Regions from separate parts of the Mus musculus genome. Here all the other regions are linked to region 5. Evidence: chromatin loops called from intact Hi-C (ENCODE). Cell type or tissue: gastrocnemius. All regions are shown on one strand.

Region 1 (4,000 bases), 140 kb after region 5:
GGCTGTGAATTTGAAAGGGAGCCCAGGGGCATTCATGGGAGGGGGTGTAGAGAAAAAGGGAAGGGAGACAGATGATATAATTATAATCACAGGCACAAAGACTGAGAGAGTAGGTGCTGTTGTGATCTCCATTTTACACCCAAGGAAAACAGGCATTAGAAGGCTTGGTGACTTGTTTGTTGATACATAGATCCATGGTAATAGACTGTCCAAGTTGGAAGCTTATGCCAGTAACTGTTTTACTGGAATTTAGGAAGCAACAGAGCTTGTATGTTGTTTAACCCAAATCTGTAGGGTACAGGGTATTATGTTAACATTTTTAGTAGTTTTGATATTGAAATTCCCCAGGGGTATCCATGCATGTATGAATACTTGATACACTGTCTGGGGGAAAGAAAGAACTGGGATTGTCCTTTGTTGATTGAGGTTGTGGTGGTATGTTTGTTAACTCTCTTCTCCCTCCCACCCCCACCTCGACACCCCCCCCCCAAACAAAACAAAACAAAACAAAAAAACCCTACATAGTATGAACTGCCTGAGTCCCAAATTGATGAAATAAATTGGTGCGAGGCAAGCAAATCTGTGAGTTTGAGGCCACCCTGTGTACCAGGTGTTTAATAGCAGCATGGTGCATAGTTTACTTTCATGGATCTTAAGCTTTAGCACTGTGCTTTGTGGGACTTTCACTGCATTTCCTCCAGGAAGACTTTGTGTGAGCCTTATGAAGTAATAGAATTTTATAAGACCAAGCAGCATTTAAAAGCAAGGAAAGCTGTTTAAATGAGGACTGTGGAATTACCTCTAGTGTTTGAGCACTGTACTTACTTGTGAGTCAGAGTGCTCAGGAAGCATGTGAGGTCATGCTGGTTTTACTCTGATGGAAAGCAGCAAGCAAGCCCTGCAGAAAGGAAGGCTTCCTGGCACTGGCCCTTGGAAGGACTTTATCAAGTGGATCCTAATTTAAGGAACACCAAGTAACTTAATGAACAATGCTTCTACAGTGGTTTGGAAAGGAACTGAACATTAACAAACTGATTATCTTCTTTGAATACTTTATAAAAATAAGGACTCGATATTAAAATGGCAAAAAAGGCCTGTTGTAGGGAGCAGTAATGAGGGTTGGCTGCATAGCTGGTTTTGCATAATTTTGAGTAGGAATAAAAGTTGGAGAATCTAACCCTAAAAGTGCCTTTGTTGAATTGTGTAGGACAATATTAAATTGGAGTACATATTATTTTTACCTAAATTTCAGAGTACTTGACACATAAATTAAGATTTTGGAGATGGTCATATTGGAAATGGCAAATAGGTCTCAGACTACACCAGTCTGCTGTGTGTATTGTTTTTTCTTCCTGGGATATGTCTCAGGATTTTTTTCAGTGTGGTGTTCAGGTGGTCATCACAAGTGAGTCCAAGCACTGGGAGTCCCAGTCCAAGAACTGGGAGTGAGACCTCTCTGTCATTTGTTAACTTAGCTTTTTCAAAGTTGTCAGGTTGATGTATAAAGTGCATATTATAAAATTTCTCTTGCCAACAACAGAAATGAGTGCTATTAGTATTTTCTTCAAAGATAGTTTTACCCAGGTCTAGACTCATGATTAATCTGGATAACAGATCAGAGACTCATTAAGATTTGATAAGTTGTTTCCAGAGGCTATGTTGCTTCCAAGAGATTTGATGTAAGAAAAGATGCAACAGTTTGTCTTCAAGCTCCATTGATAACTGTTTTGGCATGTTTGTATTTTGCCACTCAGGGACGGAAATAAGCAATGGCGAGTTAGAGATTCAAGCTCCGAAGTGGGACTCTTCTTGGTTTCCTGAAACTCTTTTGACAGTATTATCTGCTTGTAACAATTTCTGTTTAGTCTACTCTTTTCTCCTGTCATAGTTGGCTGTCCCTGAAGAATGATTGCTTGGGAAATACTCTCCTAAGCTAAATTTTCTACTAGTGAAGCTTTTGTAGAGGCATTGGTAATGAATACATTTGGAGTTTTTTTTTTTAAATTATTTCACAATAACCAGTATGTGGTAGACTAGAAATGCTTCAAAGACATTTGGATGGTTCTGGCTTATGTAGCCTAATGTAACATGGGAGCTGGGGTATCATCATGGATTGGATCGTCAGACTTCCATCCCAGTTGTTTTGGAGGTGATTCTGTTTCAGGTCATGGCACGAAGAGAGTTAGGGAGACCTGCTCAGATGTCACTGGGATGATTTAATCAGCAGAATAAAAGCATACCATAGCTCACTGGGTCTTATGCCAGAGTTAAAAATAGCTGTGTTGATTCTGAGTATTTTTTAGCATTCAGGTGCAGCTTACTGTGCCTGATTTCCTTGGAGCAGCGTAAGAGTGTCTTTCCTACAGTTTAGATTCATTTAGTCTTTGAAATCAGAATGTTGTTGGCTATACTTTAATGTGGCATTCTTCCTGTTTCCCAAAGAAGAATAAATTCATTAAGTAGGTGCCATTTATAAGATCAAAGATATAGAGCGTATATATGAGACTACAGATTTTATAGTGAAGATTGGTGATGCTATCTTTATTTTAGCTCCTGTAGCCAAGCTTCTTGAATTTGGATTAAAGCATGTGCTAAGGTAGAAATGTCAATTACTTGTGGTAGTGGGTGGGAGGGCTCTGTATCATCTGACTTCAGAGTAGAATATCTTCCTGGAAGGACAAAGCATCTAGAGTTGGGACTTTTAATCTTTTTGACGATGACTCCACAGTGAAGCAGCCAAGTATAATAATTTGTACATATATACAAATGCTTCTGGAAACGTAGCTGCTGTAATCTGTGTGGTGGATTCTCAACATTTTTTTTTTGTTGTTGTTAAAGAAGAAAAGTCTTAACCCAGTCAGTTAACCCAGATCAGTTTATTTGACTTCATACCCTACCAGTGGGGTATAATTAGTCTTTAAAAAATGATTTTGTAAAGTTAATTAGCCAAGTGGAATAAAATCTGCTTTAATCACAAACATTCAGAATATTATCTTGGCCTCTTGGATAAAAAGCAGATACATATGGGAGCATTTAAAACAGATTTAAAAGTAAGAATTTTATGGAAGTTAAAAACATCTTCCTTAAGATTATATAGATTCCTTGTTCAAATTCAGTAAAGACAACTAAAGATAGATTTGGTGAGTTTGTGACTGTATTCTTGGCATTATCTCTTTAGGGTGTAAAACTAAGAGCTTAAGCTATGCCTCTAGAGAAGATAAAGTCAAAGAAGTCTATGTCATATCAACCATTGAGACCAAGTTTTAAGTGCAGCTCTAACTAAGGGCATCAACCTTTTGATGTGTACGTGATATGACATCATCCATAAATAGGCTACATCTGTAGCAGCCCTGGGACACATATAGCTGGTCCACAGGCCTCAGGTTGGATAGTCCCTTTTCTGGGACTCTTAAACAAAGATGCCTGTTTTAGGAGCTTACAAAATGATGTCAGTTGCAGTTAGTATCAGTCCCCTCTACTGAAGCCTTGGCTGTTTGGAGAAATGGTAACACACCCAGTAACTGTTAATTTAGCATCAATAAGAAAAACAGAATTCAGTAGAAAAAAGGAGATAATTTGCTCTAAATTTAATAAATGAAAATGCATTTTCACCCTTGAACACAAAGAAAGGTTTGTTTTTTAGTGAATGAGAACCATTTGGTATGTCAAGGTTTTGGTCATGTTTATAAACTTACTTGACTTGTATCTCTAGAATCCTGTGGAAGAAGAATGAAGTTGCTGATTATGAAGCTACAACATTCTCCATCTTCTATAACAACACTCTGTTCCTGGTTCTGGTTATTGTTGCTTCCTTCTTTATACTGAAGAACTTCAACCCCACAGTGTATCCTTTAGAAAGTTTTCCTATAAACAGTAGTTTGTTGTGTTTTTAAGCTATCTGGTATGCTTGTGGAAACAGAAACTTACCAGACTCAGTTAAATAACATTAACTATATGTAGGTGTCTGTGGACTTAGAGCTTAAGAGTTTCTGGCTTGACT
Region 2 (4,000 bases), 130 kb before region 5:
GCTGGAAATACTACCGTCTGGGCATGTAGCTAAGTTCCTGTCTGTCATTCAAAAGCCCTGGGATTGAGTGATCGTCAACAGCACATAAAGCTGGCATAGTATAACAAGTCTGTCATTTGAGTCATCCCTGTCCAGGCAGAAAGATCGGAAGTCCAAATCACAGCAAATTAGAAGCCAGCCTGGGCTACATGAGCCTCATTGAAACAGTAAGTACAAGAGAAAGGAAACTAGAAATACTAAAATGTGAAATAAACTTGTTCAAACCACAAGATTGTACAGCTGATAGAAGGGTTGTTGCAGGACAAGTAGGCTGAGTTGGGAGGATCACAAGTTCAAGGCCAACCTAGGTAACTTAGTAACTTTCCTTGACACACTTTGAGTCACATGCTGGCCTTTTAACCTCATCACTAAGGCAAGGAGTTGGGTGACACAACTGGTTCAACTTCAGCCAACTTGGTCAAACTCTTGACCAAGTGTTTGGGACCAGGAAAGGCAAGACCGGACACACGGACACTTCTAATTACATAGCTAGAGGAGAATCAGAATCCAGGGAAGGGGTCAGTTGTGCGCAGGAGAAGGCAAACATTAACTACGTTCACTTAATGCCAGCCCAGGAGAACCCTGCTTCCTTAGTAATGCGCGTGTGTGGAGGGGATGGGAGATGAGGGACTGGGCACCATAGGCCCCTAATGCTACCCTAGGGGAATAAAGGGACAAGTTCACCAAAGTCAAAGTTACAGAAAGGAGATTGGTGTGAGGTTTTCCACGTTTCCAGTTTAATGGAGTGGTTTTGTGTTAAACTGGGTGTCAATGTTTTCCTTCTGAAATCTTCAAATCTCCATAAATAGCTGCATGAAAAACACTTTTTGGTCACATAATTTTGCCTAAGAGTTTACTTAGATTCAGCACTCTTAAAACCTGTGTGTTCCCTTAATTTCCTTTGAGCTTTTGAGTCATCACAATGAAGAGTTCTCCAGTTATGGCAATGGGCGCACGGGGGGGGGGGGGGGGGGGAGTGCTTCTGGGAAGGATGAGACCAAAGGATCACGACTGTTTTCTGAAATGAAGTTTTGTTCCAATGAGCAACACTTGCATCCCAACGCCTCTGCCTTGTTCTGCTTCCTTTGTCAGCACATCTCGGGACTTGTGAACTGTGCCTCTGGGCCTAACCCATTCCTTAGAAAGTTTCTGCGGCTTATTGCTATTGACAGAGCAGCTCCGGCTCCCGACTGGATTAATGCATCTGTCTGAGCAGGTTTTACTGCCCAGGTTACCGGTGTTCCGATAACACCAAGACACGGTGAACTGGCTGCCCCACCCACAAACCTATCGTGACTGCGGTCCCCGGGTTGTAAAGTGGACGGCGGCTCCGCCCTGCAGCACCTGTGCCCCCAGCACGAAGTGCGTGCTGCTGGGAGCCGGCGGGTCACGCAAGCCCGGGCCTCCCGCCGCCGCTCGCGTGCGCTCCCGGGGCTTCCTGGCCGCCCAGGCTGGCCTTGCGTGCCGATGGCGCCGCGTAATCCGCGGAGGAATCCTATTCCGGACGCCTTCTCTAGCCGGAGGGGGTGCCCTGCTCCTTAGCCGGCCAGGAAGTTTCCGGCTCGGAAGTTGCAAGGCACACGCAAGTCGGCGACAAGGACAGAACAGGCAGGGAGGACGGATCCCGAAACCCGGAGGAGCTCCTGTAGACATGGGACAGGGTGGCAGCTGTGCGAGTGCAGGGGGCAGGGGGAGGGGCTGAGGATCTCTGAGCACCAGGATCGGGCGGGGAAGTTTCTGTCCTTGTGACCTTTGGGGCGGGATGGAGGTAACTTGAGGAATGACAAAGGGAATCGAGGGAGGTCGTGGCGACCTGGCCGGGTTTATCTGCAGCTCTGGCTCGCTGCTCTGAGACCCAGGGGCGTGCATCTGGTTACGCCGCGTGCAGGCGACGGGAAGCGCGTGTCGTGAGCAACAGCGATGAGATCAGTTTGCATAACCACAGCGTCGGGGTGGGGAGTGCAGCCAGTCACGCAGCCACCACCCGACCCGGCGCAGACTCTGCCCGGGTGGCCACGGCTGCCCCACGGGATTCGGGTGGCAGGAGCTGGGGTGGTCCTGCCCCTTCCAGGCTCCGGCCTTCTGAGGCGTCAGAACTATTCCAAGGGAGTGGTGAGGCAGTGGGGGGAAGAAAGCCACACAAAGCGCAACCTGCAGAGTTAGCAAGCGGGATTCTATTAGGCAGCTTTCTAGTCACACTGAAAAAACCACTGTGCCGAGTAGGTAACTTCAAAGACTACTATCATGGAAATCAAAGATCATTAAAGGGGGCCTTTAATTTGTTTATACTATTTCGCTAAGCAGTCCTTCGGATGTGTGCGTGAAATTTAATTTATGCACTCAAGTCTGGAGTCCTGGTTTAGCAAAGGAAATAATTATGAATTCAGCTAAGCGTATGGGTACAAACGGATTACTTAAAAGAACAATGAACTGGAAAAAAATTCCAGCTTCTAACTAACAAGGCCATTACATTCAGCTTTTCACGGTCTTGAACATCTTGAGCAGGCTCAACAATACGTGGCGGAAACTTCTAATTAAGCATTTTAAAACGCTAGCATTTACGCCAGGAAAACGTCAAGAATGCCTTATGTTATAGACATGTGACTACCATCTACACATAGACTAAGTAGTGTATCTGGCAGTTTTGTACTTCAGGCATCTTCTTAGTATACTAGCAGTTCACTGGTAGGTCAGTCAGTTATGAAGTAGGATTAAACACCATGAAAAATCGCAACCTGGAATTTCGAAAGACTCTTCTGCAGATGTGACGTTCACGTGATGCGAGTTCACGTGATGCGACTTCAGTAAAGACGAACCTAAGTGCCTAGCACACAGCATCAAAATAAAATCTTGGATGAATGAATGAATGAATGAATGTGTATGGGATACCCTCTGATGATTGCAGCTCTGCAGTAAGTGAATCATGCCTCTCTGGTAAAGTGTAAATTAGACTCCCAGCATTCCAGGGCGGCGGCAACTTTTACCTACCACAGGTGCTTTGAGATGTTTATAGAAAGAGGGCATATATTCAATTATTACAAACTGTTCAAAAAAACTAAAAAAGTATAATGTTTAAAACTGTGATGTCAATTTTATTTGATAGGGTTTATCAAGCACTGACTTATGGAATAAGAAGCTGAATATATCATTACATCAAATATTTGACTTACAGTCAAGTTTTTGATCAGTCTTTTGATTCATAGAATCTTAAAGGAAAGAGACCTTCCTGATATACTTTTCTGCTGCTTCATGCCCGGGTATCTAGGATTAGAAATGTATTAAATCCATTGAGACTGACTGTGTGAGGGATTGTTAAAGTTGGGCGTCTTGCAGACAAAACCGATTGCTCAATGTGTAAATGGTCTCTATTGAAATGCAAAGCACGGAAGGAATACTAATGCCTTGCACACATCTTTGTGTAAATGTAAAAATCTTGTCTCCTTTTGAAGCTCTCAGTAGAGGACCTTTGAGAAGAAAAGGACAGTCAACAGAGAGGAGCTTTCTGAAATGGAGCGGAAGCGTCAGACAATGCAGTTAGCCAATTTTGACTGGAATCAGAAAGCAGATACTGTAGCCAATCTCTTCCATTTAGAAAATTATAAAGCAGGGCAAGGATTTGACTCAGTAGTGGAACACTTGCACTGTGGGTGGGGAGCTTTGGGTTCAAAGTCAAATCTAAAATACAAAACAAAAAGCATATGATACTATCTGTCTTTCTTCTCTTCATAGCTACCCTAATTTTTCTTAATGTCCTCTGTCGTCACTTTAAGGCCAGGATCCTACACTGTTGTTCACATTACGGATTGCATGCTGACACCTGGAGAGGAGGCGAATAGGAACTGATCTCCAGTCTGACAGAGACGTGTGCTTTTGCATCCTCCCGACAAGGGAAGTCTCTCTTGATAATGTGAACAAAGGCACCTCGAGGCTTGCAGCAGAGTGATTTGTCCTCTGGAACAAA
Region 3 (4,000 bases), 75 kb after region 5:
TGTGCCATGTGATGGTTTTTCTGGAAGCTGTTGTGTGAGAGGATGTTTGGCTGAAGCAGACGCTTTAGAGGTCGCTTGATGTTTGGGAAGAGTGTGAGTAGAACCCCACAGACAGCGAAAGGATGCTCTTGCATGGTGATGCCATGCGAAGCTTCTCTGGTCTTCACTTTGTAGAGAGAAATGTGCTAAAGAACTTCTCGTGGTATTCCAGCTGATTCTTGCCACTCCCAATGACTCATGCAGATTTGGCTGAGCCTTGTGGTTTCTGCTGGATCCGGCTGCTGCTACAGTTTGGTGTTTGCTATTGGACTGGACTTCTGATATCCTGACAATGAAGATTAGAATTGCCCCAAAGAACTACTTCTAAACAGGTCCATAACCTCACTGTCGTATTAACCATCTTTCTACCCTAACCTCTGGTTGGTAGGCTAGAAAAGAAGTTAATGTGTCCAAGAACCCTAAATAAAGTATGTTTAGAAAAATCTAATCCCACATATTTGGTTTAAAGTCATTTTGTTTGCTTTTATTGCTGTGTAGTATGGTGATCAGAAGGAAATATTGCTCGAAAGAATTAGAACAATAGGGGATGGGAAAATAGCTCAGTCAGTAATATTTGTTACACAAGCATGTGGACCTGAGTTCAAATTCTAAGAACCCAAAGCAAATGGTGGTGTTGGCATGGAATTGTAGTGCAGGGGAAATGGAGATAGCTTGAACCCTAGAGCTTGCTGGCCAGACAGGCTACCTTAATTGGTTTTAGGTTCTAGAAAGACACTCTGCCTTAAAAATATGGTGGACAGGGCAACTACTGAAGAGTAACACCTGAGACTGACCTCTGGCTCCACACATGCATGAACGAACACACACACACACACACACACACACACACACACATTGAGGGGAGAGCAAGTAGAAACTGTTGATATGGTTGATTCTGAAGGATTATTTGTAAGGAAAACAGATCTATAATCATGTGCAGAAGAGATTTGGTCATTTCCACTTTTCTACCTCATTAGAAATTTCATAGGATGAAGTGAGATAATGAAGGCAGTTTGAGTGTCAGCTGTGTGTAGGATGCCGTTCTGGTTGCCTACTGCACAAACTTTTGTTGAAAGAGGCACCTGCCTGCTTTACACAGTGTGAGGTGGCTGAACATAGGACTGGACAGTTGAGGTTGACGGTGGTTTATTGGTTGTATATATAGTTTTGGGAGGGGTACTTCCCCCCTACCCCACTCACATTGGATCACAGGGAAGCTGCACTCCAGAATAGAGCAAGCCAGCATGTGCTATGAGAAGCAAGATTTTCTTGAGGGAAATATTAAAAAGAATGGCATATTCCCGTACTACACCCTGCTATTCTCCGTCCCGGCAGTCTCACCAGCCAGTTCTTATCTCATGGAGACTTTCTGACTCAGAGCTCCAAAATCTCTCCACCCAGCTCGCTAAGTTCCCATTGGCAGGTCTCTACCATGCCAGCCCCATGCTACAAAACCTCCATGGCCTTTGTGGTGCACATTAGGCAAACCCGCTTTGCCGCTGTACCTTTGTCTCTTGAACCCAGTCAAACCGCCTTGTGAAGGGAAATGCCACACAGACTTAGTTCAGAAACAATGGTAACTCAATGTAAGCCCTATAAAATCTAAATCCTGGCGCATCCACCATTGAAACCAGGAGACATTAGCAGCTACATCTTGTCCTTACACTATCCCTGTCCAAAAAGTCCCTAATTCTCTCCTGCTTCCTCTCTTGTCCAACCTGGAAGTCCTGCCTACTCACCCAGTGATTGATTATCATTAGGGGATGGTTCACCAGGAGTCACCTGAGTATATGACTCATTCATTCCTTGTTCCAAACAGGCCCTCTGGGCAAGCAGAATTAACATCAAAATACAGGCAGCACCAGGGCCATGCACAAAACTTCCCCCTTTCTGTTCACTTAAAAGACTCTTTTACCTCAGATATAAATCGAGCACAACTATTACCATTTTGTAATTTATAAAGTACAAGATAGACCTAACACTCAGTCCAACATTTTTTGTTGATAAAATAGAATACTGTCATCTGCCCTAAATTAAAAGACTAATAATTCTACACCTTACTTATGTCCTGGCTTTAGATTGTAAGCCATCTGAAAACCATCCTCTCAAATCTGTTCTCTCGATGTAAATAGCTTGGGTTGGCTATGAGACTATAAGTAGTCTTCCAACCCCATCAGAAATCTGAGAATGACCAACATTATCTGAAGATATAGGAAGCCTAACACAGCTTCCAGAACTGAGACAAATTGTAGAGACAGCTGCCTACTTATACAGCCCCAAGTGAGACAGGAAATTGGAGCATCAGTCGTCAGCCTTCTGGCCCAGGATCATCTGATAGGCCTTTGAAAAACAGAAATTATGAAGGACTAACCTATTCTGACTCATCAGCACTAAGCTGTCCTAACCTTTATCTTGTGTCCACTCAAGGAAGGTACAGGTCTGCAGGAGAGATAGGCAATTTCTGCTCAGTGACCACCTAGCCACAATGTACCACCTCCAGCTTTCCCAGTAACTAAGGGCTGGGTGACCCTGGCTCCTGATGTAACTGGCTTGTTTAAATAATTTTATGGGTTTGTAGGGATATAAAATCCTGTTAGGCTGAGGATCATGTAACATGTAGCAGATTCAGTGGATAAGGGATCAAGGCAGATAGGAGTCTTTGTCCAGATGACAGTTCCATCTCTGGTAAGGGCACAGAATCTCCAGTGAGGCTTTTGGAGTCTCTGTGGTGCGTCCAGCTAACAGAGGATATTTTAGACTTTTACACTATCAATATTAAAGAACAGGGAGCCGCGGGTTATAGTCTAGACAGAGCCAAGTCCAAGAGTCACACCATATACACTATTCATTAAAACGGCACAGAAATTACATCAAGAAAGTCTAATCTCAAAGATCAGAGTTCTCTTGGGATGAATGCCAAGTTTCTAAGGAACCCGATCTTTGTTGAGAAGTTCATAAAAGGGCCTAGGGAGATGGCACTATTAGTGAAAGTTTTAGCATGCAAGCATGATGAAGAGAGTTTGGATCCCTAGGACCTACATAATAGCCAGTTGGCCTGTCTGTAATGCCAATGCAAGGGAGGTAGAGACAAGGAATCCCCAGAGACAGCTGCTTATCCAGACTAGCCAAGATAGTGATCCCTGGCTACAGGGGAGAGACCCTGCCTCAATATGTAAGGTCGGCAGCTGTAGAGGAGACAGCTGTCATCAACTTTTTTGCATGTTTATGAACATATATGTGTACCCACACACATTTGAACATACATGTCTAAACAAGTTGTTTTTTTTTTTTTAAGGGGCACATAAAGGCCTGGAGGAGAAACAAGTCAACAACTCCAAGACCAAAAGCCCCCTGAGGCCTAAAGACAGTAAGTCCGGAATCCCAAAGGCTGTTAGCCATTAGCTTAATATCGTCTGATCCCAAGCCCAGGAAGCATGCTCCAGCCAGCAGCACTAGGCACTCAGATTTGTCCAGCAAAGGGTGAGAGCAAGGCCCTATCCAACACCCAAGTTGGGGTGGGTTTTTTAACAGAAAATTATTTAAGAGAAAGTATATTTAAGAGAAAATATTTGGGCTCAGGGTTTCAGAAGTTTCAGTTCAGGATCACTACTTGACTCTGTTGAGGCAGCATATTTTGGTGGAAATGTATGGCTGAACAATACTGCTTGCCCCTTTCACAGTGGGAGAGTGTCCTGGGGTGGGGACTAAAGGGTCCCACTGAACCTTTGAATAAAGGTTTCTGATTGACTGAAGACATATGATTAGAACCTACCTCTTAAAGTTTCTATCACCTCCCCATGATGTCAAGCTGGGACCAAGTCTTTAACACATGGACCTTGGGGAAATATTCTAGCTCCAAATGGAAGCAGCTACATGGCAGAGACTCCTGTCTGGCAATGTGAAAACAGAAGGACTGGCATGATCACCTGTGCCGGTGGGTGCCAGTGGGGTTCTCAGAGCA
Region 4 (4,000 bases), 140 kb after region 5:
TGTTTACGATGTTGTGGTGGGAAAGAGTGGCCCCCTTGGGGTTTCCAGTTGTCCCCGAGGTGAACTGGATGTTGATGGGGTCGTAGCAGGACAAGAACCGCTGGTTGTACCGCAGCTGGGCTAGGTTCTGTTCCTTGCCACCGGCTGCCACGATGTTATCCAGGAGCAGGGTCCCCGGCAGAGGGGCATCCACGGAGATGACTGTAGTCAGGTCTGGGAGTCTCTCACTCTTCAAGGCCCCTGGCTGAGCCTTTTCCAGCTCAGGACAGACCTGCTTCAGGATGTCGTAGTACTGCTGGGTCTTGAATTGTTTGGGAAACACAATACCTTTGCAGCCTACCTTTCTGAGGACATATTCCAGTTCTGAGGACTGGTAGGCTGGGTTCACAGACACCAGGATGATGCCTGCCTGGGCAGTAGCCAGCTGAATAAGTACCCAGGCATAGGAGTTGGGTCCCTGCATGCCCAGCCGGTCACCCTTGCGGAGGCCAATGCTCAGAAGACCAGAAGCAGCTTTGTCCACCTCCTCCTTGAGCTGCGCAAAGTTCAGCCTGATGTTTTCATGGAGGATAACCAAAGCCTCTCTGTCGGGGAACCTCTGCGCTGTGGCGTCAAGGCACTCGCCCACAGTTGTGTTCACAAGATGGGAGTCGGTGTGGCCCTGAATGTAGCTGAGGCCTCCAATGGGCAAGGGGTTGGTGCAGTTCACCATTCCAGAACTGAGAGCGCGGACACTCTGCAACTTCGAGTTCGGCCGAGGGCGAGTGAGCAGCGTCCGGGGGCCCCGCGCCCCCAGGCTCGCGATACACAGCCTCCCGAAGCGCAGCATCCCGTGATAGACAGCCATGGCTCGCTTCCGCCGCGGGTCTGGGCCAGGAGTAAAACTCCACAAGAGTTTTTTTATTTTCCAATTCTAAAGACTGTAATGAGAGAGTCTTTTAGAGGCTAAGAGGCTTTGTTGATTAAAATGATGTAATAGTAATAATAATAATAATAATAATAATAATAATAATAATAATAAATTAAACCATGCAGATGGCTCAGAGGGTAAAGACACAAACGTGACAATTTGGTTCAATCTCTGGGACCCAGAAAGTAAAAGTAGACAACTAACTTCCTCAAGTTGTGTTCTGACAACGTTGTGGCACGGCCCTCCAACCAATCAATCAATCAACTAATCATCAATCAACCAATGAGCCAATTGTTCAATCAATGTAATAAATTTAAAAAGAAATATAAAGTGCACATGTGGAATGAAATACCAATAACGTTAGTTAGTTCGTTAGCTAGCTGGTTAGTTAGTTAAAACAGTACTGCTTGTATGGTTGCTCATTTCGATTATCCAAGCCTGTCTCTGGAGACTGAGGCAGGCGAGTTAGAGAGCAGCTCTAAACTACACACTAAACTACAAATCCCTTCATTCTTTGTGGCATTGAGGCGCCACGTACCCTGAAGGATGCGGAAGTCTTGTTCGCATGCCCAATCGTACCTCGACGCTTGTGAAACGACGGCAAGATGGCCAATCCCGAAGCAGCGTACCCTGCGGAGTCCCGCCTCCGCGTTGCGCTGACGGGTCGCGGGCGGATACGCGGCCTTCTGAACCTTCCCTGCCTCCCTGCTCCCGGCCTCCAGTCTTCAGCTCGGCCATGGCTCCCAAAGGCGGCTCCAAGCAGCAGTCCGAGGAGGACCTGCTCCTTCAGGATTTCAGCCGCAACCTGTCGGCCAAATCGTCGGCGCTGTTCTTCGGGAACGCGTTCATCGTGTCTGCCATCCCCATCTGTGAGCTTCGGGCGGGCGGCGGTGGCGGCGGGGACGTGGCGGGCGCGGCGGGGAGGCCTAGTGTCCGGAGCAGCGTCCTCGGGAAGTCACTCGCGGCGTGCTTCTGAGCCGGGCGCGGGTTCTGGCCCGGAATCTCTTTTTGGTACACTGCCCTTCTCCTCACCACTGTTGGACACTAGGATGTCTTTAATGAACCGGGCGGGGGAGCCACTGATAAACCTTCACTGAATTAGCAGCGTGACCCGTGGCAAACCTCCCCTTACTCCCGAGCATCCTTTGGACGTGCAGAATGCCAAGTTAGGCCTTGCCCGAGGTCCGCGATCAGCCTTGTTTAGGATTTCAATAACTCCTAGAGAGCAGCTCGAGCCTTCTCGATTGAATGAGAAACTGCCCACTTGAAGGCCAAAACTGTCTCCAAGTCCAGGTTTTCCGAGTTTCCTGTCTCCTGACCCGCACTGCCGCAGTGCTGCAGGCCAATCATGTCCAAAAAAAGTTCTTTGTTATTTTGGCCTTGTAAAAAGCTCAGCTTGCAGTGAATGTGGTGTGGAGCCCCCTGGGTTCACTGGCCCGACAAAGCATTGTTTGGATTTCAGTGAGCAGCCACGTCAGCAAGTTAACCAAAGTTTTGGGACAGCGGTTGATTTAAAATGGCCCGTGTTTTAACTTCCTAGTATTCCATGAGTGAAATTGTTATTATTTGTAATCCCCACTCCCAGTTTGTTCTCAAGTTAGAAGATGAAATTTCTAGACTAGCAATATCCCCACAGCCTACCTTTCTGTACTGGGAAAGCCCTGAACTGGGACAAACCCAGTTTATTGTCTATCTCACCTCTAGTGAAGTTTTTCGGATACTGGGTGGGATTTACTGACTCTCATTTACCTGGCTTAGCTGTAGTCTGGCATGTGCAATGGGGCAGTGATGTTGTGTGTCCCTTGCTTTTGTCTTATCTCAGGGTTGTATTGGAGAATATGGCATATGGATCTCATCCAGTCTGCTGTGCTCTACAGTGTGATGACCTTAGTAAGCACTTACTTAGTAGCCTTCGCGTACAAGAATGTAAAATTTGTTCTGAAGCACAAGTAAGTACCCTAAACCCAACCCCAGTCTGCATATTTTATGTTAGGGGGTCTTAAACATGATTTATAAGCATTAGTTTGAAATGTGTATGTAGTTAATCGTGAACCATATGACACTTCTGTGGAAATAGGTTTTGAGGGTGGAGTTTGAATATTCATTCCCAGTCTTCAATTGATGGTTTGGTCAGAAAAACAAGTCTATTAAATCAATGAATGTTTCCGAAACTCAGTGGATTTCTTTCTAGAAATTATTTTAGGCTGCCCATTTACTAATTTTGGAAGCAAAAAATTAAAAATTCTCTGACATTTTCAATGCCAGTTACTTTTTTTTTTTTTTTTTTTAATCTTGTAAGTCTATTCACTGTAGAAGACAACCCTATTTCTTGAATTTCAAGATCACGTATAAGACGAATTATTTTACTAGCTTTAGGAGAAGAAAACCCAAGTTTTTTTTTTTTTTTACACAAAGTTCTTTCTTTTTAAAAAATTTTTATATGAGTATACTATAGCTGTTTTCAGACACACTAGAAGATAGCATTGGATCCCATTACATATATTCTATGAGCCACCATTTGGTGGCTGGGAATGGAACTCAGGACCTCTAGAAGAGCAGTTAGTGTTCTTTAACCACTAAGCCATATCTCCAGCCTGGAAAACCTAAGTTTTACCTCAGTAAATTTTTATGTTTTAAGCACTTGTGTACTCTGCTTTCCTAAAAATAAAACAGGAGGGTGTAGCAGGCTATTCCCTTATTTGTTCAATAGGGCCTTTTAGGTTTTTCTTTGAAGTATTATTATTTTTTTTAAAAATAATTAACTCTTTTACTTTTGAACTGCGCTTGTGTGTTTGTGTCTGTGGTTTGGTGTGTCTCTTGCCTGAGGGGCCAGAAGATAGTGATAGATTTCTGGAACTGGAATTGCACATAGTTCTGAGCCACCTGATAGAGGTGCTGGGAACTGAACTCAGCTCTTCTGCAAGAGCAATGTGTACTCTTAACTATTGAGCCTTCTCTTGAGCTTCTAAAGTAATTTTTTAAAGGCAGTAGGTATTCCGATCTTAAATTTGTCATCTATTTACTGTTTTAAAATTTCTCACAGTATCCACACTTGACTAGAAACTAGTTTTGTTTAGATTGATATAGCAG
Region 5 (4,000 bases):
TCAATTAGTTTGCATAACAGAAAAATAAAAAGATTGGAAGGTCGTTTCCTCCGGTCGCCCGCAGCGGGCAACCCAATCGCGCCACCCTTCACCTCGTGACGCCCCGGTCGTCTGGCACCACGAGCTGGTCACACCTTCCATGGAAACCGCCGGCTCCAAACAGCCAAGGAGTGAGACGCCCGGGTCCGAGCGACGCCTCCTGCCGGCCGCGCTCCGCGCAGCCACGACCTCCCGCCGCGCCCGTTCCACCGGGCTCCGCACTTCGCCGAGAGGGTGAGCATCCCCGCCCTCACCTTGTCCTCAGGGACCCGGGCGCCCCCTCACTCCCGGCCCACCTTCCTCAGGACCCGACCTCCCCGCCTCCCCGAAGCCACTCAAGGCGAGTCCACAATGAATTCCCCCCCACCCCGGCCCTGCCTCCTTCCCGAGGACCGGCTGGCGAGTCCCGGAGCTTGCAGGGCCGAGCCGCAGCGGACACTCCGGGTGGCGGGGAAAAGGAAGGGGAACCGGTGCGGCACTCAAAGTTAACTCGAACACAGCCTGCAAACTTCTGGGCTGCAGCCCGGAACGCGCGCCGGCCGGAACGCTCCCGCAGCGCCGAGCCCTCCCGCAGGGGCTGCCCCGGCTGCAACCCCCCGAGAGGAGTCGCGGGCGGCCCCGCAAGCCCTGCGGCGCCAGTCCATCTATCCACCTGCCCAGCTCCCGGCGCTGAACCCGATCCCACCCCGCCACCGACGGACGCGAGCGCATTCAGCTCTCCCGGGCAGTCTAGGGATCCGCCGCTGTCCCGACGGGGACTCGGGGCGGCGAGGCTGGCGCCCGCCATCCCGCTGGGGGTCCCTCCGCCGCTCGCTGCCCACCCCCCAGCCCCTTTTACCTCAGGCAAGCCGCCCTTCGAACGCAGCCCAGGCGCGGCGTGGAGGGCCGCCTCTGCGCCAGCGGTCCGAGCCGAGGACGAGGGCCGGTGTCTAGGGGTCGTGGGCGGCCGACGCGGCGAGCGGCGCGCGGGCCATTCCGCGGACCTGAGCGCTGAAAGCCGCAACTGCTCTCGAGGCTCCAGCTCGCTCGCCTGTCAGCTCCAGCTCTGCTTTAAGTGGCTTCCGGTCTCCTCCCCCGGGCCGGCTCGTCTTCGGGGAGGGAGGAGCTTCGGGGCCGAGAGGGGGTGGGGTGGGGTGAGGGGGCCGGGCGATCAGTGAGTGCCGGGAAGCTGGGGCCCCGCCTCCCGTGCGCGTGCTCCGGACGGAGGGGCGCGCGGCGGCTCGGCGCTCCGGGGAGGAGGAGGAGGAGGGAGGGGAGTGTCCGCTCGCGAGCGGCCGAGGGTCCCCGAGGCTCTGACGGTTCGCGAGGCCGGGGAGGCTACCTCCCACCCCCCGTGAGCCTGCGAGGAGAGGAGGCGCGCGCCGCGTGGGGCGGACTCCACCTGCCTGCGGACAGATGCAGGGTCACCGTGTTCCGCGGACACCCGGGCACGCGATGTGAGAGAGGCTGTGAGACGGAACGGCCGGTTTCGGTGCGGTTGCCTTTGTTTATCTGCCTCCTTTCAAGACGCCTCCAGATCCCGAGGGGGAAGCGAGTGGCCGCCTCCGCCGCTGCCTCCAGACGGGGTCGCCGGCCCCGCGCCGTACGGGCGGGAAGGCTGAGCCCGCCCCGCCGCCTGTTCCCGGACAGCCTCCGCTAGGGGAAGCCAATGTTAGGGTTTTGACAATAGAGATGCCTATGCGCGTGTTTTGCAGCCCACGGATCACGTAGTGACTAATTCATTTAACAAGTCAGAGCGCCTCTTCCGCGCCGAGCGTGTACTAGGTTTAGAACTACGACCTTCATCACCCAGACCCCACGCCCTGCACTCATAGAGACTTAGGGAACCGAGAGTTAACCTCAAAAATATACATGAAACTGGCATCTGGATTGTAACTTCATGTATTCAATAGCTTTTTGTTGTTGTTGTTTTTTTAGTTGGAAATAAACATTAAATTTGTATAATCCGAATTTAAGAAAAAAAATTAAAAGATCGTACTTATTCAAAAAAAAAAAAAAGGGGATCCTGGAAAAACAGGCTAAGCAGAGGCTGTGGTTCCCAAGTTTTATGGCACTGCTAACCCAGATTAATGATCACCCAGCAGTGTTGTTTCAAATTGCATCAAGTAAAGGCCCTCAGACTAAAGTGGAAAGGTTGGGACAGAATTCAAAGACTAGTATATAAGCAAAATTAAACTATTTTTAAAAAACTATAATAAGATTGCAGTATTTCCAACGTTTTAAAACTGTCCCAACTTTACCTACTAACTTAATGATTACCAAAAATATTTGCAAAAACAATGTTTTAAGTAAATTTATGGTTTTATGTTGGGTTGCATCCAAACTTAATCCTGGGACACACACATGCAGCCCTCATGTCTCCGGTTGAACATACTATATTTGGGGTTAAATCTATCATTTTACTACGTATTTTTTTCTCTCATCTATTTTGTTTGTTCAATTTGCTTTCGTGCTACTTTTAAAATTCCATTCTCTTCCAACAATTTTTTTATACATTCTTTATACTTTCAGTACTGTTTCAGTTACTGCTATGTACAAATCACCCCCAAATATAGCTATTTAAAACCATAACTGATTTGTTCATGATCCCGGGCTCTTTGCTCAGGAATTCCACCAGGACAGAGTGCCAGTAGCTCATCTGTACAGCTTGAAGGCTGGGCCTGCCTAGTCTAACTGAAATCTCTTAGGACACAAGGTCGAAGCTAGTGTCTCAGCACAAATGAGCTGACAATGATGTAGAAAATGCAAAGATGGAATCTAAGAATGCTGGAGAAGCCAGGTGGTGGTGGTGCACGCCTTTAATCCCAGCCCTTGGGAGGCAGAGGCAGGAGGATTTCTGAGTTCCAGGCCAGCCTGGTCTACAGAGTGAGTCCCAGGACAGCCAGGGCTACACAGAGAAACCCTGTCTTGGAAAAAAAAGAAGGCTTGTTGGTCTGTTTTCTTGTGTGTGGCTTCTCTACCTGGCTGATATGGGCTTCCTCATAAAATGATAATCTGGATTACAAAATGGGGGCATTCCAAAAAAACAAGGCTCAATAAGCAAGCAGTATAATTGATTACTAATATGTCACTGACCCAAGCAAGTCACATGACCAAGTTGAGCATCTAAGTGAGAAGGGTTTTTTGTTTTTTTTTTTTTTTTTTTTTTTTAGTTTTTCGAGACAGGGTTTCTCTTTATAGCCCTGGCTGTCCTGGAACTCACTCTGTAGACAAGGCTGGCCTCGAACTCAGAAATCCACCTGCCTCTGCCTCCCGAGTGCTGAGATTAAAGGCGTGTGCCACCACGCCCAGCTGGGGGAAGGTATTTTATATAAAAGGCTATAGATCACTTAAGGGTAACTTATCCTAATTCAATTAAGAGCTGATAATTAAATGTAATTCCAGAGCTAGTTTAAATATTGGTTTCTAGAACCCTGAAACTCATACTCTTAAAAAAAAAAAGTTGGAGGTGGGAGGGTTGGAGAGATGGCTCAGTCAGTACTTAAGAGCACTGGATGCTGTGTCCGAGAGGACCTATGTGCAGTTCTCAACAGCCACATGGCAGCTAACAACGATTTCCAGGGAATCTGATGCCCTCTTCTGACCTCCATGGGTATTAGGCACAAACATAAGTACCGACATGTAGGAAATACCATACATATAAAATTAAGGACTTTTAAATTTGGAATATGAAAGTTTAAAATTATAGAATGCTCTGTGAATTGTTATGTCATTCTTGCACAGGGTCCATGCTAATCTTTTCTTAGTATACATGCTGCTGATGTGAGCACAGACTCACACACTTGATCAGAAGGACCAGTAACATCATGAGGGCCCTTAGAGCCTGCAGGCTGAGCCCCTATCATAACTGACAGGCATTCTGGGCTATCCTAGAAAGGGTAAGATTGTATTCCTTGAATGAGAAGAAGGGTGAATTGGGCTGTAAAGTTCCTATTGTACTTTTCTCCTTTATTAGAAATAT
Region 6 (4,000 bases), 56 kb after region 5:
GAGAGACAGAAAGGTTATAGATCTGGATGAGAGGGAATGCAGAGAGCTGAAACTAATCAAAATATAATATGTGAGAAGAAAAACTATTTTCAATAAAGTTGCTAGGTCTGGTTACTAAAGTACTAAAGCAAGACCTGAGATCTCTGCCTCTCTAGGCTCAGAGCTCCTGTGTCACTGAGGGTGGACTTTGGGGTTTCAAAAGACTTGTACCCTTTTGAGTTCTCTATCTCCTGTCTGAGGTTGAAGATGTGATATTTTGGCTGTTCCTGCCGCCATGTTTGTTGCTTCCCTGTCATGATAATGATAGATCTTATCCCCCTGGAACCGGGTAAACCCTTTTTTCTGTAAGTTTTACCTTAGCAACAGAACAGTAACTAAGAGAGTAGGCTGACTGTAATAATAAATAAGGATAATAACAGATGTTGAAAAGTGATAGAAAACCTGGAACCTGCACACATCCCTGTTAGAGATATATTATGATGTGACCATTGGAAAACTTGTTTGGCTGTTCCTCAAAAAGGTGGAGTGATTTCAAGACCCAGCAGGTCTCCTAATGTATACATACCAAGAGAAACAAGAACACACAAATGTTCACACAGAAATTTGTACAATCATTCGTAAAGCAGAATTACTCACAGTAGCCCAAAAGTAAGACTGTATATCAAATGATGAATAAAACACTCAGTACCATGAAATGGCATGCATATTCATGCCACAATATGAGGAAACCTTGAACACATTATGCTAAGTTGAAAAAGCTCAGTCACAAACAATGGAATGATATATGATTCAATTTATATTAACTGCCCAAAATATAAAAATCCATTGAGACAGAAAGTAGAATTGAAGTAAGGGTAAGAGAAAGTGAAATGACTGTAGTAAGTACACGGTCTTATCAAAGTGCAAAGAAGAAAAAAGTTCTGGAATTAATGATCGAGACACCACTCTGAATACTTAAAAAACACGGGATTGTGTGTTTTAAATGGTTGAATTTTACAGCATATGAATTATGACGCACAATACGGTTAAGAACAAAACAGAGCCTCCCTAACTCTAGAAAACAAGAAACAAGAAAGGAAAAATGAACCAAAGCAACATGTGTAATGAAGAACATTGAGCATAAAGACATGGGGCACAGGCTTCCATCCCTTTTCATTAACAGCAAAACCTAAAGGGTGAGGGCTCCTTTTCTCATTTGGCAGCCATGACTCTTTCCTTTTGACCCCATGGAGCAGATTGTACATCAGTTTCTCAGCAGGGTCCATGACCCCACACAGGTGAAAGCTGCCTCTTTCTGGACTTCTTTGCTGATTAAAAAAAAAATAAAAGCCAGGCGTGGTGGCTCACACCTTTAATCCCAGCACTCAGGAGGCAGAGGCAGGCGGATTTCTGAGTTCAAGGCCAGCCTGGTCTACAGAGTGAGTTCCAGGACAGCCAGGACTGCACAGAGAAACCCTGTCTCGAAAAACCAAAAATAAATAAATAAATAAATAAATAAATAAATAAATAAATAAATAAGTCAGATGAAATGCCTGCAGGAGATCCCCAGTCACAGGTCTGTGAAGCACCTCTCAGTGAACTTTAGGAAGTGCACTGGATAATCTCCAGAGGAAGCCTGTAACGGATGACGACGACGGGGCATCATGTTCCGATTTCTTGCCAGCTGGAGCCTCGGGTTGGCACTGTGTCCTTCCCTTACAGATTGAGATGTGTATGAGGGAGAAGAATAAAAAATATTTTTCAAGTTATTTCTGCTTGAAATTATCTTAATACCATGACAAACAAAACTAGTGCCAATTACAGACTCAATTGAAAACAATATATATGCAGAAAGAAAAGAGGCATTTGTTCTAACTTATCGGTGAAAAAGTTAAGGGTAACAGGCTTAAATGAGTTGTTCACACTCCTGTCACCAGAATAACTCTAGTACTAGACCGTAAATCTTTAACCTAATGAAATGTATCTTTTTTTTTTTCTAAAGTTTTAAACTGTGCACGGTGGTACACGCCTTTAGTCCCAGCACTTGGAAGGCCGAGACAGGCAGATCTTCTGAGAATGAGACCAGCCTGGTCTACAAAGTGAGTTCCAGGACAGCCAGAGAAACACTATCTTAAAAGACAGAAAATAAAATAAAGATTTATTTTATCATGTATATGAGTGTATGCATAGGATATGTATATGTATAGGTATGTATAGGGGGCAGGGTATGTGCATTCAATGCTGCTGTCCCAGAAGGAAGAGATAGCAGATGCCCTTTGGAATAGATATACACTATTGTGAACTTCCTGACATAGGTGCTGGGAATGGAGCTCAGGTCCTATGGAAGAGTAGTCTGGGCCTTTAAACACTCAAATATCACTCCAGTCCCCTAATGTAGTGTATCTTTTCCATAAACATTGCAAAGAGTAGATTAATCTTATACACACATTAGTTTCACTCACCTTAATTAACTGTTCATACAATCACATCATAACTAAATTTTGAATGAATTAGATCCCAACACAACTTTACTTGTATTCAGTCTAAAACCAGGGTTTCAAAGCTCACTTTGAAGAATTGGTATGCTGTAAGGACCTGGGCTTCTCCTTTTCTTGGCTCACTTTGTAGTTGCTCTTATACTGACTGTCCATTTAAATGCTCCTCATGTCTCCACAACCCAAAATTTAATCCACTGACTTGACCTTCAAGACATGCAGGAGCCAGCCACTTCATATCACTATCATTGGTATTGATAAGGTTACATTAAAGGCCCATTAAGGAAAAATTTCTGTTGTTATAGAGAATAGAATCTCTCTGACCTGGGTGGAAACCTAGCACTCCAGTTGGGACAGGTAAATTAACAGGCCAAGGGGCCACCCCTAGGGAGGGAGGCTCACCTTAAGTCATGCAAAAGAAATTAATTATAATTAATCTTCTGATGAAATACTAAGAGACAGGCAGATTTCTGTGTTCGAGGCCAGTCTGGTCTACAGAGTGAGTTCCAGGACAGCCAGGGCTATACAGAGAAATCCTGTCTCGAAAAACCAACGGGGGGGGGGGGGGGGGGGGGGAAAAAGAAAAGAAAAAAGAGATATTATACCTTTTCTTCCCTTAATGAATTCCTGCCCTCACATAGATCCTATCGACCACCATGACTTGCTGTGAGCTTTGGTGGGTCTGTCCACCTTTTTGAGTGCAACTTTCCTGTTTCTTGATTGTTGTTGTTGTTGTTTGAATGTTGGTCAAAACCCAAGTACTTTTCTTGACACTTTAGGCTTCCTTCCTGTTTTTCTAAAGTCCCCGTCTCCACCATATGGCTGCCTGTTGCCAGGAGACAAGCTTCCATGTTGGTAACTCCGGTAGCATAGCTTCCCCCCTTCTCTTTTCCATTCTTTCTCCTTTTCCCTTCTGTTCTCCACTCTCTTCCTCTTAAGGAGTTTACAAGGTTTACAGCTTGCCTCCCTTGGGAGTTTTTCTTTTAGTACTAATAAAATTGACCTTGGGCGTCTGCTTGAGTTCATTCTTACATTCTTTTATCAATGAGATTAAGAAGCCTAAGAGGGGGAACCCCAGTTTTCCTGGTATCATTTGGACATCTAGTCATGGAAGAACTCCAAGATCTGTAACATAATCTCACTGTCTTAGTGGAGCCTGCCACGGGCGTTTTCTATAAGACCAAAACTTGTTCTTCCTTCTGTTCTCTCCAGGCACTGACCTTCTAACATGTTGTATAATTAAACTGTCTTCCCCCCCCTCCCCCAACCCCTCCCCCAACCCCTCCCCATTGTCACTGTTAGCTGCTAAGTAGATGCTTTCAAAAGCCACCTTTGCTCACAGGGACAGACTGCCTTATGGTTTGTTTTTAAAGGGCCTTTCTGTTGCTGTGATAAAAACATCACAACCAAAAGCAACTTGGGGAGGGAATAGTTTATTTTAGCTTACAGTTTATAATTCATCACTGAGGAAAGTCAGATTAGGAACCCAAGGCAGGAGCCTGGAGGCAGAAGCTGTAGCAGAGGAC
Region 7 (4,000 bases), 86 kb after region 5:
TAGTTAAATTAGCTGGAAGATGCAGAGTGACCTGAGCAACACTGTCATATAACAAGCAATTAAGAAATGCCAGCTGCTAGCATTGTCTTGGGCACTATAAATGATCACTTTCCTCATGCTCATAAAATTAGATCACGTTTAGGCATTACTAATTATTAAGGCTTCAGCTTAAAACTCCAGCATGAAACATTCCTTATGTTCCTGAGGGACAATGCATTTCCAGAGGAGAGTCAGAGTTGGTGATGCCACTTTTTTTTTTTTAATGGTTACAAGGAAGAGACTAGAGAAACGAAAGTAAGTTTTACCTAAAGCATTTCAACATATTAGAACACTTAAAATATGGATATTGTGTTAGAGGCACCAGTTTGCATCCTTGGCTTTGTAGCGTATACCATTTAGAAGCAGAGGATAGAAGACATTACAGAAGAAGCTGAAGTCCCTTCTGCAATGTTGCTAAGGGAAGTTAAGAGTCCATGGCTGGTAATTAAAATTAATTCGACGTATTGTGCATAAATTGGATCCTAATGAGAGGAGCAGTTGCAGTAAAATAATTAAAGAATGAAAATATTTTCTCAGAACAACAACAACAAACTAAAAAAAAAAAAAAAAGAAAGAAAGAAAGAAAGAAACCCCTCAAAGCCAAAGCCAGGGAGGCTGTCCATTCTCGGCTCATGTGTTTCTCTTCAGCTGCAGCTGGATAAAAAGGAAGCAGTGTGGAGGGCAGAGAGATGGAAAATCAAAACAAAACCTTTCATGTGGTTGGCTCAATCTGGGCAGGGCAAACAGGACACCTGTGAGTAACAGAGAAGGAAATCTTTGCAGACAGTGAAAGATAAGTCACCCGGCCGGGCACGGCAGCAAAACCAGCCTGGAAGTAAATGACAAGTGCCAGGGACCGGTGGCGACTTAAAGTCAGAGTACCTGCGGTGAATCAGAATCATAAGAATTAGATTCGGGAGAGACAAACTGTTTCTCAGTCACTTATGTCTTTAAGAGGATTCTTTTTTAAGAATGTGTTCAAGTTTACAATGTATTCAATTTCCCAAAGCGTAGGAGGTTTAGGGAGACTTCTGGTGAAGTTCAAAGACTAAGGAACTTAACTTCCCAGTGAGAGTTTATTTTAAATGTATCCATATTGGGTTTTTAAACTGTTTTTGAATTCTAACTTTAAAAATGAATGTTTAAAACAATTCTAGTTTCTAGCTGAGTAGCAGTGGCCCCTTTGCATCCAACAGAGCCCAGGATGGGTGTGCCCACCCAACCCTGATATCACAAGCTCTGGGGATTCCCTGTGGGCTCCCACTCGCCTTGGTACCTCTTCTTGGTGTGGGTAGTTTGGGGGGTGGGGTGGGTGATAGAACATTTTTTTAAAAATCTGTTTTTGTAAGTTTCAAGACAGAGAATGGAATCAGGTGGGAATATTGTAGAGTCTTCTAGCCAGTTCTGAAGCACTGATCTCTAACTCCGCCCACCGCTAAGCTGGTGCCAGTCACTTCCCACATTGCTGTGGAATTATAAGTATGCAGATTAATTCCCTCCCCTATGAACTTCTCCAGGGCAGGGGCCAAGCCTAGTCATTACTGCGTTTCCAGTTCATCACAATGAGTAACACAAAGTTGGTGTCTAATAAATATTTATTGCATAAATAAAAGCTCAGAGGGCTGGGCTGTTCCTCACCTCTAAAATGAGAAATACTCTGTTATTTTATAAGACATAACTTGATTCTCCAGATAACATCTCTCTTTGCCATGTGCCTTATTCATTCTTTCGACCCTTTGGCTCAGGGGATCTTCGGCTCTAACCACTAGCAACCTGGACAGAAGACTGGCCTAGCAAACTGGACCACCACGGGTGCCTCTCTAAGCACTTGAAATGAGTCTCCCAGGGACTGAGCCAAGAGTCTACCAACTAAAGACCAGCTGCAGAGTTTGGGAAGTGGAGTGGACACAGCGGATTTGTCGCTTGCACATCTGAGGCATGTGAAGTCTTTAAATGAGGGTACACCCAGCTCCCACAAACCCAACGAGCCAAGCTGGGTGAGCCAGCTGCTTTCACTTTGCTGAGAGGAAACTGCTTCTCAGTGTTCCAGTGTAGTTACTTGGCCAGATTTTCCCCGGGATGGTAATGAGGACAGTGAATGTTGGCTGTTCACAAACCCTACTTATAAATGAGCGATTCTAAACTCTAGCCCCCAGGGCCAGACAGGCTGAGTGAAGCCTGCTGGGGAAGTCGGCAGGGATGGCTGTCCTCAGGGGCTAGAAACTGCAGCTCAAGCAGGAATCTGTGCCCAGTGTTGCCAGGCCTGATTTTTCAAGGGATGCCAGATACGCAGATTATATGGGCATTTCCCCGATTAAGCAAAACAAAACAGATCCAACTGAGCAGGCAGATGGAACCCTAAACTGCTAGGTATTTTTGAAATCTGCAGTTCAACCAGGTGAAGGAGCCTGTTACCCTGTGACTGGCAACAGAAGATTCCTAATCTTCTTTATTTATTTTGTTGGTTTTGTTTTTTGTTTGTTTGTTTTGGCTTTATGATTAACTAGAAACTTTGAAATTTTTACAAAAACAAGGACCATATAAAGGTGAAGTAGTTAGCGCACATGTGGAAGTGAACTAGTAGTATTTGCATTTTAATTGCATTTTAATTCCCTTATAGGCAGCTTGAATCTGTTATAAATGCTAACATCTGTATACATATGACTATGAGTTTATGTACAGAAACACGCATGAATGTTTATTTTTAAGTCACTGATCATTGGTATCTACTTTAAGAATATATTGTTGTGCCAGATTGGGTTTGAGTTTTGTATTTTTTTTTATTCATCAGAACCATGGGATAGAAATTCATCCTTTGCCCGGAGTTGCTTTGTTTTGAATGTGGGGAAATGAGAATACATTTCAGGCTTTGATCCCTGGACCAGATTATTTTCTGTCTCACAATGAGGTCACAGACAGGACATGGGAACAGAGCACATGCTGAGAACCTGCACTGGCCCACGCAAAGGCCATCTTTCAGGGCCTCTGGCGTGACTGCTTTGCTTTTATTAAAAAAAATAATAATAAAGTAATAATGGGAATGAAAGGCCAGATCATCCCACTTCGGCTCTGTCTTAGTGTATGGAGAGGCTGGAGGATTGTGATGAAAAGCCGAACTATTAGTCATTTTGATTTTATTAAAATGGAATTCTTTTTCTCAAAATTTCTGTGACTAGCAATAAATTTAATGTCTACCTGGAAGAGGGACTGGAAAATGGCTCAGTGGGCTCTGAGCACTTGCTACCCTTGGAGAGGACCAAGAGTTTGATTCCCAGCATCCAAGTTGGTGGCTTACAACTGCCTGTAACTCCAGCTCGAAGGGATCTGACACCCTCTTGTAGCCTCCAGGGACATAGACAGACAGACATGCAGACACACAGACATACATACAGAAAGAGAGAGAGAGAGAGAGAGAGAGAGACAGTCAGAAAGACAGAGATAATAAATAACCACTGGAAAAGTACCCTTCTAGAACTCAGAAGAGAACTCAAAAGCTAGTATCTAGTATTACTATCACCTTATACTACTAAGTTAATAGTATACTATTACTTTAAACTACATTTATGATTTAAACGCTGATACTACAACTGTGGCTTGGGCTCAGCAGTGTCAGCATTCCATACATGCTTCTTTGAAATACAGGGTCTCAAAGCCGCCCTAGATGTGCTGCATACTGAATTACAGTATCCCTGGTTCTTCACCCCACCTTGTCACTGTGGAGACAACACTGCTTTATAAGTCTATAACATATACTTTCTGCTTACTGCTTTTTATATTTTACAACATCTTTAAATAGTAAGACAAAACTTGAATGATTTTGTACTATGAATATAATATTTCCCCATATCTATGTTCCATCTGCATCCTTATTTACTTGATACATATTTTGAATCATCATTTTTTTTGTTGTTTTTTTGTTTGTTTGGTTGGTTGGTTGGTTTTTTTGGTTTTTTTGAGACAG

What was found. Peaks named below come from ENCODE experiments on the same cell type or tissue, not always from the same donor. Only the 100,000 strongest peaks of a DNase experiment are listed, where the experiment ranks them.
Region 1: a loop joins it to region 5, with 6 times the contacts of the local background. A loop is called at or near these places in 21 of 42 quality-filtered maps.
Region 2: it touches region 5 in a loop (6-fold over the local background); 27 of 42 quality-filtered maps call a loop at or near these places.
Region 3: a loop joins it to region 5, with 2.7 times the contacts of the local background. A loop is called at or near these places in 11 of 42 quality-filtered maps.
Region 4: a loop joins it to region 5, with 7 times the contacts of the local background. A loop is called at or near these places in 21 of 42 quality-filtered maps.
Region 6: a loop joins it to region 5, with 6 times the contacts of the local background. A loop is called at or near these places in 4 of 42 quality-filtered maps.
Region 7: it touches region 5 in a loop (2.4-fold over the local background); 11 of 42 quality-filtered maps call a loop at or near these places.

Annotation. Positions count from the first base shown.
Region 1 is chr3:65,382,836-65,386,835 of GRCm38, reverse strand. Ssr3 (signal sequence receptor, gamma) reads left to right here. Exons shown (of 5, transcript NM_026155.3): 4 at 3,713-3,844. Among named protein-coding and RNA genes, the nearest start is that of Ssr3, 7.7 kb to the left of the region's middle. In gastrocnemius, no CTCF peak of the experiment used is centred here; no DNase peak of the experiment used is centred here; H3K27ac peaks cover 4,000 bases.
Region 2 is chr3:65,656,948-65,660,947 of GRCm38, reverse strand. Mir8120 (microRNA 8120) reads right to left here and starts at 1,660; the gene lies at 1,522-1,660. It also overlaps a transcript of Lekr1 not described here. In gastrocnemius, a CTCF peak has its summit at 1,546; DNase peaks (open chromatin) are centred at 1,713 and 1,917; H3K4me3 peaks cover 1,809 bases; H3K27ac peaks cover 1,421 bases.
Region 3 is chr3:65,450,746-65,454,745 of GRCm38, reverse strand. All of the region lies in intron 1 of Gm34576 (a long non-coding RNA gene), which reads right to left. Among named protein-coding and RNA genes, the nearest start is that of Gm34576, 3.3 kb to the right of the region's middle. In gastrocnemius, no CTCF peak of the experiment used is centred here; no DNase peak of the experiment used is centred here.
Region 4 is chr3:65,390,184-65,394,183 of GRCm38, reverse strand. Ssr3 (signal sequence receptor, gamma) reads left to right here and starts at 1,631. Exons shown (of 5, transcript NM_026155.3): 1 at 1,631-1,779; 2 at 2,733-2,859. The coding sequence starts at 1,647. It also overlaps the pseudogene Gm5540. In gastrocnemius, no CTCF peak of the experiment used is centred here; DNase peaks (open chromatin) are centred at 1,541 and 2,248; H3K4me3 peaks cover 2,495 bases; H3K27ac peaks cover 2,270 bases.
Region 5 is chr3:65,525,510-65,529,509 of GRCm38, reverse strand. It overlaps Tiparp (TCDD-inducible poly(ADP-ribose) polymerase), which reads right to left and starts at 1,063. Exons shown (of 6, transcript NM_178892.5): 1 at 878-1,063. It overlaps 4931440P22Rik (RIKEN cDNA 4931440P22 gene), which reads left to right and starts at 96. Exons shown (of 2, transcript NR_027955.1): 1 at 96-273; 2 at 345-2,027. It also overlaps the pseudogene Gm22279. In gastrocnemius, CTCF peaks have their summits at 218 (motif pointing left), 1,462 and 1,663; DNase peaks (open chromatin) are centred at 471, 731, 1,189, 1,565 and 1 more place; H3K4me3 peaks cover 2,113 bases; H3K27ac peaks cover 2,115 bases.
Region 6 is chr3:65,469,634-65,473,633 of GRCm38, reverse strand. All of the region lies in intron 2 of Gm34576 (a long non-coding RNA gene), which reads right to left. Among named protein-coding and RNA genes, the nearest start is that of Gm34576, 22 kb to the right of the region's middle. In gastrocnemius, no CTCF peak of the experiment used is centred here; a DNase peak (open chromatin) is centred at 1,653; H3K27ac peaks cover 602 bases.
Region 7 is chr3:65,439,966-65,443,965 of GRCm38, reverse strand. No RefSeq gene overlaps it. Among named protein-coding and RNA genes, the nearest start is that of Gm34576, 7.5 kb to the left of the region's middle. In gastrocnemius, no CTCF peak of the experiment used is centred here; a DNase peak (open chromatin) is centred at 2,121; H3K4me3 peaks cover 1,698 bases; H3K27ac peaks cover 3,532 bases.